2 separate regions of the Homo sapiens genome follow, and region 2 is linked to region 1. A link is a loop called in an ENCODE intact Hi-C map of the cell type or tissue named here. Cell type or tissue: GM12878. All regions are shown on one strand. Each heading gives the region's core, and the rest is flanking DNA. Links, peaks and the distances in the headings are about the cores only. Region 1 holds the start of LOC124900793 (a long non-coding RNA gene). Region 2 has its middle 140 kb from the start of HHIP.

The links. A loop is a pair of places that touch in the nucleus more often than their neighbours do. Peaks named below come from ENCODE experiments on the same cell type or tissue, not always from the same donor. Only the 100,000 strongest peaks of a DNase experiment are listed, where the experiment ranks them.
Region 2: a loop joins it to region 1, with 6 times the contacts of the local background. A loop is called at or near these places in 1 of 110 quality-filtered maps.

What each region holds. Positions count from the first base shown.
Region 1 is chr4:144,967,016-144,973,630 of GRCh38, forward strand. It overlaps LOC124900793 (a long non-coding RNA gene), which reads right to left and starts at 5,270. Exons shown (of 2, transcript XR_007058293.1): 1 at 4,899-5,270; 2 at 30-145. In GM12878, for the core only: no CTCF peak of the experiment used is centred there; a DNase peak (open chromatin) is centred at 3,776; H3K27ac peaks cover 1,898 bases.
Region 2 is chr4:144,784,873-144,791,487 of GRCh38, forward strand. No RefSeq gene overlaps it. Among named protein-coding and RNA genes, the nearest start is that of HHIP, 140 kb to the left of the region's middle. In GM12878, for the core only: a CTCF peak has its summit at 2,714 (motif pointing left); a DNase peak (open chromatin) is centred at 2,707.

The DNA.
Region 1 (6,615 bases), core at 2,641-5,140:
CTGAAATAAGAATCTACTCCCATACCATGTTGAAATAGTCCTTAAAGCTGCCATTTATTACATGCTTACCATCTGCAGCAGTAACTTAAACATTTTTTTAGTGATAAGAGCTTCACCTCCTCCATTCTCACTTGATTCTTCACTTCTGAGATACAGAACACAGGGCGAGAAGAATCAAAGTTAGTTAACTAAGATAGAATTTATCAACCATTAACAGTTATAGGCCTTATGATTCCATAAAGTTTCCAAAAGGCAGTATCAGATACAAAAACCCAAGCATCCATATAAAAATTGGATCCTTTCATTGCCATTTGGTCAAGGAACAAGATGAAACATGAAAATAACTCTAGTTCAGAAGTCAGAAGACCTGAGTCATTTACTACTTGTGGTTTCAGTTTCGTCTGTCCTGTGGGGGTGACACACCTGCTTTACTTACCTGACAGGGTTGCTTTAAGAATTTGCGAAAAAATGGGCATGGATGTTCTTCGTAAACAATAAAATATTTTACAAAATATTTGAATAATTTACTTTCATTTTATGTGTATAAAAATGAAATATATTTTTAAAAGAAATTTTTATTAAAATCTTTCAAAAGGTCTTCTAAAAGATTCTTAATAAAATTTTCTAGTTCTTATCATAAACATAAGGGGTAGGGGTAGCAAGACAGCAGCTACCCAAGGAATAAGACAACAGAAAGCTCAAAATCTGGCATCAGGGAGAACTCTAAAAATACTTAAATCTTTCTAAGAAAGTCTGTAGAAGAGGGATTCACAATTTTCCACAAGAACCAATTTAAATTTAATAGCTGATTTTTACACTACAAATCAGCAAAATATTCATACAAGCAGAGTTATTTATTGGCCACCCCAGGGCATTTGTCCTTAGATTGGCCCCTTCTTGCATCTTTACAATGTTTTTGGACACCTGTGAAATTCTGAAGGCAAAACAAAACATCTGCTCACACTCATGCCTCTGAGTCTTATGAGTCAATTTTATTATTAAGGGTGTTATCAGAGTAGGACTTAGATTAGACCACATGTAAACAGCAATGGTAAATTGGATAGATGAAATATTATTTTAATTGAGATTATACTAATTCATTTATAATTTTTGCTAATCCAATGAAGGACCCCTAATTGTCTAAGTGCCTCAGAGCCAAAGTTACTTACACAAGGCCAAAATAATTAAACACAAGCCTCAGTATGAAGTAAATTCAATAGTTCAAGATGAAGTTTGGAGATACATGAATTTCTCTAAGAAGGACGGGGGAAAAAGAGACACATCATGCTTTACACGGCTCAGTTTAGATTAAATCACATTAATATTTTCTAAACAAAGTTGTAAAGTCACAAAATGTCTTAATATTCACTAAGAAGTCACAGAAATACAATTTAATACTTTTCTCTGTATTAAATCAATCTCCTCCTCTCCACCTCTCCATCCTTTTATCTCTCCCTCCATCCTTCCTTCCTCTTTTTTCTGAAAAGCAATGAGCTTATCTGCCAAATAAATAGGAAACAATATAGCCTGGCCTTCTTTTCATTTTTTAATTTTTTGTCTCCTTCCTGCATCACCCCTCTTCCCTAACAAGTGAAGTGAAGAGAGAAGATTTTATTTGATTAGGTCAAAGGTGAGGATCCCAGGACAACATTGTCCTTTTGTCTTTGGTATGGCAGAAAACATAAAACCAGAGGCTACATACCTAACTTATCCACACATACCATCAACATCAATAAGTATTCTACCACCTAGCCTCAGGCAGCTGATTTCTTATAGCATTCTGCCCTCCAACCACTCCTCTGTCCTAATCACCCAGCTTTCTTTCGACTGCTCATCCATTCCTTATATTTTTGTCTTAGCTACTGTTTGTAAATAAGAAGCAGCTACATCCTACCTACGTATTGTAACAGTGACATGAATCTTTCTGATGCCCAAGTGATGTCAAATTATTGCTATGAGGTATTCGATACTAGACAATATTATGTAGAAGAGATGATAGAAAGATAGTCTAACACATACACGTACATACATGCATACGTATATAGGGGGAGTTATTTCAGAGTTACTCAAAGATAAATATTCTATTTAGTAGTTCTATTACTTAGTCGAATTCATCTAAGCTGTTTTCTCCAATCTGAAAGAGAGATAATAAGACCTATTTTGTAGGAATGTTGTAGGAATTAAATATTACATAAAGAATATCATGTGACTGGCACAAAGAAAGTGCTCAGTAAATGTTAACTATTTTTAATGTTGTGAGGATGAGAAACAGTTTATGCAAGGAATCAAGCAGGGTGTCAGGCCTAAGTAGACATTCAAAGGGACCTGGGTCCCTCTAAATGGCAATCTTTTCTTCCTTTTTCATATTTTAGTATTAAAAGATGTAAGTGAACAAGATCACCAAATAACAACACTTGTAATTCACATGAACAAAAAAATAAAATCAGCAGATAACTTTATTGCAAAAACACTTAAAAGGACCTTTTTAGCAAAGAATACGATTCAAATTCAACCTATTACTATTCCAGATAATGCTGGAATTACTTCCCAAGTTGGAAATAGCATACTCGCTGGATAGACTGGATCTTGTTGTCAGTCGTGTGATATTTTCAACAGGCATGGGAGAAAAGAGAGTCTAGTATGGGGATAACTAAATCTTAACAGTTGCTGAAAGAACAACTTACTCTCTGACGTCTTTGGGATGAAAAATTATCTATTCACTTGACAAGCACACATGACAAATGCCAAATGCCCTGTATATCTTATGTTATATGAAATTAAAGATGTGGTACTGTTTGCATTATGGTGATAATTTCTTTAACAATTATTTTTATTATCAAATATTTCAAATTTTTAAAAATGGTAGAGCATATAATGAACCCCTGGGTATATACTACCGGCTTAAGAAATGAAACATTACAAATGTAATTGAAACCCCCCTGTGTTCTCATTTCTCAATTCCCCTGTTTCGTAGAACTCAAGGTAATCACACTGAATTTGTTGTTATTTATTCACATGGGGTGCATTCTTCAGGGTTACTTCCTCAGGCTAAGTTAAAACAGCCAGTCTTCTATCAATCTTCAGACTTAATTATTCCCTTTGTGCCTTTGAGTAGAATTTATGAAGTGGCAAGGTTTAATGATATTAGAATTAGGTCCTACTTCTTAAATTAAATCCAAAAGATGGGAAATACCATTTTAAGGCCACAACAACTGTGAAATGTAATGTTCTTTAAAAAAAAAATCAAGTCAAGGATATTTAGAAACATGTGAAAAAAGACTTTACAGATGTGGAAAGAATTCCAGATTTGAGTTTCAGTAATATGGAAAACTATACATAAAAACTCTCCTGCTAGATAAACTGGAAATGCTGGGAAAAAATACATGAACTTATAATGCTTAGCTGAGCTCATATAAAAGAAAAATATACAGATGCCAGGAATAATGAAGCAACTGAAAACCGGACTGGCACATGAGTAGTCTATCCTGTGTTTGCCTCGATGGTGGGTGGTGAGTAGGAGTTGTCATCTAGGAGTTTGATTTTTCAGGGAATGTGAAAAAGAAAAAACATAGGAGATGAGAACTTAACTCTTGCAATGTGGCATACTGAAACTAAGATCTCTGTATAAAACTCGAAGAGCTAAACTCTCTGGCCACCAGCAAAAGAAGACAATAGACAATAGTGAAACTGGTTCTTCTATGCTTGGGCTCTAGGTGGGGAAAAGAAATCTCTTGAGAATCCATAATATGAGCCTGAACTCATACAGGATTGAAATTATCTCAAATGTGGCCTAGAAAGCCACAAGTCAAGAAATTACAAAGAAATAGGTCCCAAGCCAGGGATCTCTAGAGAGTACATGCAGAAGTAAACCCAAAACTATTCTGAAAGACAATTCTTAACCCAGGCTGCACAGGAGTTTTACAGACAAAGCCCTGCTGAAGATAAGCTCACAATGCAAGGTTTAAAACAAAAGAGAAAACAATCCACACTGGGTGGAAAAACCCATAGAAATACCCAAGAAATTCACATAATGAAAGTGTCTTACAGAGATTACTAAATAATTATGACAAAAAGAATTATCACATATTTTCACTGAGTCTAAAATCTAAAAATTTGATAACTACTACAAATTCTGAATTCCTTAATATACATAAAAATAAAAAATGGAGAGCCACTGTTAAGAGAAGGATTAATAACTGCACTTTTGGGGACGATCAAGGCAAAATCAGAAATAGAAAACATTGAATTATTTGCCACTGGCTTGCATTGGCACCGTGTAATAATAAATATAAAGTTGTAAATGCACATTTTAGCTACTGCAGGAAAACACCTCCTCTCAGAAATGTGTAAACTGATGCTCTTTCATCAAAAGGGCCTACAAAAACACAGACGTAGAGCAAGTTACTACCCTATATAGCATCTAGAGGATGTTGCTCTACACACCAAAGCTCACGTGATAGTTTTAAAGTTAGGGGTGGCAGTGGTAAAGAAATAGGATATATTCATCTTTACATGTTTTCTTATATATATTTGTAATGCCTTATAGATTAATGATCAATATATTCACCACTGTTCCATTACTTATTCTTCTGAGGCTCCCATGTAATAGACACCTATATAAATATCTTAGCATGATATTCATATCTGTTAATTAACTTTAACATAAACTTGAAATTTCTGCTCACTTACACATAAGCAGTCAATGAGTTCTGTCTATTGTATTGTATATATCCAGTCATTCCTTGCCACTTCCACTGCCACACCCCTGTTTGGGTTGGCTGGTCATCACATCACACATGGATTTTTCCTTTCGTTATCAAATATTTTATTGCAAGCTTACTATGTATCAGGTACTATTGTCCTAAGTGCTACCTTATTAAAAGAATTTCAGTCCCTACCTTTATTGTCTCTAGTGCTTGCTGCTCCATTTGAATCTTGTTGACTTAACCTTCTTAAAAGACGTATTGTTCACCTGTTTAAAACCCTTTAATGAAAATAATAACAATAAAAAAATAAAAATCCTTCAATGGTTCCCTGGAACTTAGAAGATACAAACAGAAATTTTTACTTTGATACTGAAAGACTCTCCAAAATCTGGCCTCAAACTATCTTTCTAAAGTTTTCTGTCACCTAGATGTTTACTTGTATTGGTTTGGGAGGCAGTGTCTTCCAAATAAGCCATATCAATTTTTGTCTCATCAGAGTCAGACTGAGTAAAAAACAAAACCTAATTATATTTTGTTTACAGAAAACATATAATAAATACAGGAATGCAAAAGGGTAGCAAATAAAAGAATGGAAAAAAACATAGCATTCAAACATTAATCAAAAGAAACTAGTATAGTTTTATTAAATCAGACAAAGTAGATTTTATAGCAGAAAACATGACTACAGATTTAAAAATGTACACTTGAAAATAAGCATACTTCATAAGTATAATTCATAAATACTTCAAAATTTCTGGTTTGATCTGCCAGAAAGATACAATAATTCTAAATATGTATGTACTTACAAATATGGCCTCAAAACATATAAAGAGACAATTGACAGAATTATAAGGAAAAGCAGACATATCCACAATCATATGGAAGAGTTTCATACAACTTTCTTATTAACCGATAGACCAAGCAGACACAAAAATCAGTAGTATTAAAATATTGGATGATACACTAAAAAACCTAATTACTTGACATACATAGAACACTGCACCCCAAAACTCAAGGGTAAATACTATTTTCATGAAACATTAATAAAAATTGAGCATATGCTAGGATATTAAAGCAAGTTTCAACAAATTTCAAAAAATGTTCCCTGACCACAGAGCAATTATTCTGTAAGTCAATGATAAAAGGATACCTTGAAAATCTCTATATATTTAAGGAGAAAATTAAGCAACATGCTTCTAAATAAACTGTGGGTCAAAAAAAGCCATTCTTATAGAAATTAGAAAATATTGTAACTGAATAATTATGAATAATTAAGTGTCAAAACATATAAGATAAACTAGAGCTGCACTTGGAGGAAACTTTACAGCCTTTAAGTATATATTTTAGAAAAGAATGCTAAAAATCATTAATCTAAGTATCCATTTCAAAATGTTAGAAAAATAAGGTAAGTTAAGCCCAAAGAAAATAGAAGAAAATAATGAAGAGCGTGCAGCCATAAAAAATAACCAAACCATGTACTTTTCAGCAACATGGATGCAGCTGGAAGCCATTACCCTAAGCAAATTAAGGCAGACATAGAAAACCAAATACTGCATGTTCTCACTTAGAAGTGGGAGCTAAACACTGGATTCACATGAACACGAAGATAGTAACAATAAACACTGGATTCCAAACGCGGGGAAGGAGGGAGGAATGCAAGGGTTGAAGAACCACCTATTGAGTATTATGTTTATGTCCTGGGTGACGGAATCACTAGGAGCCCCAACCTCAGCATCATGCAATATACCTATGTAACAAACCTACACATGTACCTCTTCAATATAAACTAATAATTATAATAAGCAGAAATTAATACAATAAAATAAATATATGCAACAGAAGGGATCAATAAACCCACAAGTTTGTTCTTAGAAAAGACCAAAAGAATGGATAAGGTTTTGATGAGATT
Region 2 (6,615 bases), core at 1,709-4,208, 180 kb before region 1:
TCCAGCTCTAATATTCTGATTTTATTATTCCTGCAATTAGATTTCTATCAAATAGGCAGAGAGGAGTACACTAATATCTTAAAAATAGCTGTCATATGTGGAGAAAGGCACATGCTCATATGTCTAAAGATGAGTATTAATGAAAAAAAGTCATATGACTGGAAAAAAAAAACTTCGAATTAGAACACTACTCATGTTTCTATTTTTTCTCATTCACCAAACATTGTCTTTAGCTGCTGTTTTCTCTGCCCGGAATTTCTTTCAGGAGAGTGTGCCATTAGCAGAAAACTTAAATGCATCTAAGGAATTTTTTCTACAATGATTAAAAATTAGCCAAGAATATAACATTTTGAAAGCATTACTTCATGGTTAATCTTCGTTTTGAAACAGATTCTACCATAGACTGTGGAAGGAAGTAGCTAGCATGCATTGAGCCTATCTCTATATTTGAATGAATGCTTCATGTTTAACATTCATTGCTTCATTTAATATCACAGCACTAAAAGAAAGATATTAATAACCTCTTTCATCAACAGAGGTAGAAAACCAAGGCATAAAGTTTAATAACTTACTCAAAGTCACATATGTAATAAACGTTGGAATCTAAATTTAAAACAAATGTGTGTAATTCCAAAGTCTTTCCTCTATAACATATGAGTATATTTATACTGTATTTTGCCTCATAGAAAAGATTCAGCTTATTAACCAGTATCTAAGTTAGGTTTCCTTACTCTAGACAAAGTACATACAGAGTCATGTAAGTATAATACTTTAATTAAACTGTCAAGCACAAATTATTAAATTTGATGGGTATTAACATAAATTCAAAATAAGGGAGAAAAGAATATTCTTATTTTGCAAGAGAGTAATGTATGGTCTTTCTTGTGGAAGATACAACCAATGTTTCAAAAGTTGCCAAAGGGATTACACATCTTACTGAGATGGCCTCATCGCACTGGCCATTCTTTTCAAATAATATTTTCCTACTGCACTCTGGCTTTAACCTAGAGAGTTTCAAGGACCAAAGAGGCAGGAAGTAGAGGCATGGCCATCAGAGCAGTGAGTCAAAAGCAGGCATAGAGTGTAAAGGCCACTAAAGTGAAAATCAAAGAACCACCCCAGTACCTTTTTGATGTTCCTGGCTGGGATTAAACTCCCCAAACATCCCCCTCATTCCATCCCCCATCCACATAAATACACTATTTATGTACTTCCCTCCACCCTCCTATATCTGGCAAAACCAGGGGCTGTGAAAGGGAAGAAGCAGGAGGAGCTTCCAGGTGTCCTGCTCCAAGGGATTAGAACAGCTCAGCTTTCAACTCTCCACTATCCCACGCATTTACTCCTTCATACTGTACCCATCACTCGCCCTGACAGGAAGAACACCTTGCACCTTTGGCTGTCTTCATAGGATGTATTTCTAAATAAAAGCACCTGTCTGTGAAAGCCAGTCATTCACAGGAGCCACCTAGGAGACAAGTGATTACGTGTTTGGGGAGTTTCTGTGCCTGAATGTTTCCAACAGCTCTATCTGCACTATACAGGCTTTTGTGAGATTTTGTGTTGAGAGAGAGACAGAAAAGCAGGTTCCTTGTCTCTTTGTGTCGGAAACACATCTGCAAAGTTGTCACACTCTACAGCAAGTAAACCAAAGGTAAACATTTAATAGTACTTGGAACTCTACCTCTTCTCCACTAAGGAGAGTTAAAACATGTTGCTTAAATAAAAAGTTTGGCTGAAATGAGATTCTTCTCCAAACACAAAAGGAGGTTGTAATTTTAAGCATTTTTCTCCTTGGATTTAATCATGAATATTAAGTATTGGTACCCAAGTGCCAGAGTAACAAACTAAAGTAAAGACCACCCATTAACTTAATTCCAAAGGCTTATTTCATGTAACTCAAGCTCCAGTTATCTGAGAGTGAGTGGTGCTATTCACAACTGCCCATAACAAAAACCAAAAGAGTTTATGGCAATTTGACCTTTTCATTTTTCACAAGTTTATTTTCAGATAGCTAGGAAAATATTTTTCACTTGTATTTGATGACATGATTTCAAAAGCATCTTGACTAATTTCTCAATTAGCCAGGATCACCCCAAATGCCACTCACATTGAATCATGAGCCAAAAAGGCCATTATTCACTAATGAAAATGTAGCAAAACATACTTTGGACCCAATAATTCACAAGATACTAATTCACAGAAGCAACTGACTTTCTCCTACATTTGTAGTTTGACACATCTTAATACCATTCCTTTTATTTCTTTTTATGTATTTTCATTCTATTCAGGTCTAAACACTCCAACCCTGTCCTATCAACACCAATACTTCATCTTCCTCCATGGCCATTTTAGATGAAAATGAAAATGGAAATGTCTTTTGATATTTCAAAATCTATAGTGCACCTCTCTTTCCTCCTGAAAACAAGATATCACAGATGTTTCAGTCAAAGATCTGAGAATAAAATCACTTCTGCAATTGTGACATGATGCCAAAAGTGAAAACACATTCTTAATGCATTACTTGCCTGGAAAAATAAACTGCATTATGGGGAGAAATGTGGAACAAGGTAATCTTAGAAGCCCAGGAGCATAAGAAAGTTAAACTTCTTGACTTGTATCAAATGTTGACAATTCTAACTTCTCTGTTTCAAGAGGACTCTCTGGGACACATTTGCAACATTGCTTAAAAGTCCTGCCACCTAGTGGAAGAAGTAAATAAACCAGTCCTCAGGTAACCTGCCAAATGGAAAGACCCTACAAAAACAGATCCTCTTATCAACACACTCTCCCTTCAAAAATCATATTTTGAAACTAACTTTCATAAAATTTTAAGATTAATCAAATGGGTCATTTTAGTTTTCCTTGTTCAAATGTATCACATTCAGGGTAGGAAAGACTTGTGTTTAAGCACTGGGAACTACGGGTAGAATCCAAAAATAGCTTTTGTTAATCTGCTTTAGTTGATAGTTTTCAAAATGGACTCCTCAGAGTTAAGAAATAAACCAGATCCATACCAGCTTCCCCTTGCAGAAGGCACTTAATCCTCCAAAGGCTCAGCAGAAGAACTCTTTATAGAAGGGATTTCTTTAGTTGGCTAAGATAAAAAATCTTGCCTCAACAAGAAGATAGATCATCAGTGGCCAGACCTCACAGATAGCCACTAAGTTTCTAAGAAAACTTCCTGATGAGTCATGCTGAGAGAAAACTTCTCAGAACAACTTTGATCAAAGTTCAATTCTTGAGTAAGATCAATATTGCATGGTTGGTCCCAGTCATACCAACAGATATGTTATGACAGCAATCAATTCCTCAGTGACCTGAAGGAGTAGACTTGCCTCCCTGCCTACCTGGCTAAGAAAACATGAATGTCTTTGAGCGACCAAAGCAAAAAAAGTGTGGAATTACTACACACTGCACATGGAGATGTTTCTATAATACAGTGTCACTAAACACACTTGCTATTAGCCAAAGGCTATTTTAGAGTCTTCTTTGTCCATAGGTAAGTGCATATGGTCCTAGGCAAACACCTATTAGCTCTTTCTAAAAGCCCAAGGCTATTCAAAGGGAAATAACATTTGCTTCTGTTAGAAAGCTATTATTCCAGATCCCATTAGTTACATCTTCAATTGTATCTCCTGTCTCTGGGGTAAATGATCTAGTGACAGACACTTGTGGATAAATGATCTACAGATGAACACATGTGAGGTTTAAGTTTATATGTATAAAACACTTTGAAGGGAGTTATGAAAGATCATCTTACCACTCAGTATTCAAGAATTATGCTCTGTGCCTTTATCCAAACTTTCCATTACTTGTTCAGTTTTTTTTAAACAAACACCATTGTTTACAGATCCAGATTTGATTTCACAAAGAATTTATTTCATAATTTGAGACTAAAGTGCTTTTTATAATTTAATTATTTGTATTGCTACATTCAAGAAGTTTTTCCATCACTCTAACAGAAAAACACGTTTTTTAAAGTTTTAAAAACAAGAGAATCTTTAAAACTGGTTCAAAATAAAGGAACTACAGTATGTCCAAAGAATGTGAAATATATTTGTAATAAAAGACCTACTGTATTTCCAAAAGAATGTGAAATATAATTATTGTTTTATAATTTATCATTCTTTCGTAACAATTTTCATAACTATTTATATGATTACATGGTCTCCTTTCTAAAGGAAGTAAATGAGAAACCAGTATAAGAACCTCAGACCTACCCTACAAAAAATACTAAAGGGGGTTCTTCAGGGTGAAATTAAAGGAATCCAGATGGTGACTCAAATCCACATGCAGAAAAAAATGAGCACCTGTAAGGATAATTACATAGGTAAAACTAAAAGAATAAATCGATTTTTGTTTGTAATTTGGTTTTCTTCACCCTTTTTTTAATGTTTATTTTCAGTTCAGGGGTACATGTGCAGGTTTGTTAATATAGGTAAACTTGTGTCATGGAGGTTTGTTGTGCAGATTATTTCATCACGCAGGTATTAAGCCTAGTACCCATTAGTTATTTATCCTGATCCAACCCTCACCCTCCAAAAGGCTCCAGTGTGTATTGTTCCCCTCTATGTGTCCTTGTGTTCCCATCATTTAGCTCACACTTATGAGTGAGAACATGCAGTATTTGGTTTTCTGTTCCTGTGTTAGTTTGCTAAGGATGATGGCCTCCAGCTCCATTCATGCTCCTGCAAAGGACATAATCTTATTATTTTTTATGACTGTGTAGTAGTCCATGTACCACCGTGTATATGTACCACATTTTCTTTATCCAGTCTATCACTTATGGGCATTTAGGTTGATTCCATGTCTTCACTATTGTGAATAATACTGCAATAAACATACACATGCATGTGTCTTTATAATAGAATAATTTATATTCATTTGGGCATGTACCCAGTAATGGAATTTCTTGGTCAAATGGTATTTCTGTCTTTAGTACTTTGAGGCATCATCACGCTGCTTTCTACAATGGTTGAACTAATTTACATTCCCAACAACAGTGTATAAGTGTTCCTTTTTCTCCAAAACTTCGCCAGCATCTGTTATTTTTTGACTTTTTAATAATAAACATTCTGACTAGTGTCAGATGATATCTCATTGTTGTTTTGATTTGCATTTCTCTAATGATCAATGACGTTGAGGTTTTTTTCATATGATTGTATGTCTTCTTTTGAAAAGTATCTTTTCATGTCCTTTGCCCACTTTTTAATGGGGTTGTTTGTTTTTTTGCTTGTTAATTTGCTTAAGTTCCTTATAGATGCTGGATATTGGACCTTTGTCATATCCATGCATTACAAAACTTTCTTCAATTATGTAGGTTATCTGTTCACTCTGTTGATACTTTCCTTCGCTGTACAGAAGCTCTTTAATTTTATTAGATCCCATTTATCAATTTTTGCTTTTGTTGCAATTGCTTTTGGCATCTTCATCATGAAATCTTTGCCTGTTCCTATGTCCTGAATGTTATTGCCTAGATTGCCTTCCAGGGTTTTGATAGTTTTGGGTTTTACATTTCGGTCTTTAATCCATCTTGAGTTAATTTTTCTATAAATATAAATATATAAATATATATATATATGTATATATATATAATATATATATATATATATATATATATATATATAGTATATAGTGTAAGAAAGAGGTCTAGTTTCAATCTTGTGCATATGGCTAGCTAGTTATCATAGCACCATTTATTGAATAGGGAATTCTTTCTCCATTGCTTGTTTTTGTCTGGTTTGCCAAAGATCAGATGGCTGTAGTTGGGTGACCTTACTTCTGGGTTCTCTATTCTGTTCCATTGGTCTATGCAACTGTTTTTGTACCAGTACCAGTTGTTTTGGTCCTATAGCCCTGTAGTATAGTTTGAAGTCGGGTGGCATGATGCCTCCAGCTTTGATTTTTGTTTTCTGGGTTTTTCTGTTGTTGTTGTTGTTGTTTTTGTTTTTGTTTTCCTTAGGATTGCCTTGGCTATTTAGGCAGTTTTTTTGGTTCCATGTGAATTTTAAAATAGTTTTTTTTTCCCTAATTCTGTCAAGAATCTCAATGGTAGTTTAATAGGAATACCACTGAATCTATAAATGCTTTGAGCAGTATGGCCATTTTTACAATATTTACCCTTCTTTTCCATAAGCATGAAATATTTTTCCCTTTGTGTAATCTCTGATTTCTTTGAGCACTGTTTTGTAGTTCTCCTTGTAGAGATCTTCACCTCCCTTGTTAGCTGTATTCCTAGTTATTTTAATCTTTTTGTGGCAATTTTGAACGGGATTGTGTTCCTGATTTGGCTCTTGGCTTGACTGTTGTTGATATATAGGAATATTGGTGATTTTTGCAAATTGATTTTATATCCTGAGACTTTGCTGAAGTTGTTTATCAGTTTAAGAAACTTTTGAGCTGAAACTACGAAGTTTTCTAGATATAGAATCATGTTGTCTGCCAACAGGAATAGTTTGACTTTCCCTCTTCCTATTTGGATGACCTTTATTTCTTTCTCTTGCCTGATTGCCCTGGCCAGGACTTCCAATACTATGTTGAATATCAGTGGTGAAAGAGTGCATCCTTGTCTTGTGTCAGTTTTCAAGGCAATGCTGCCAGTTTTTGCCCATT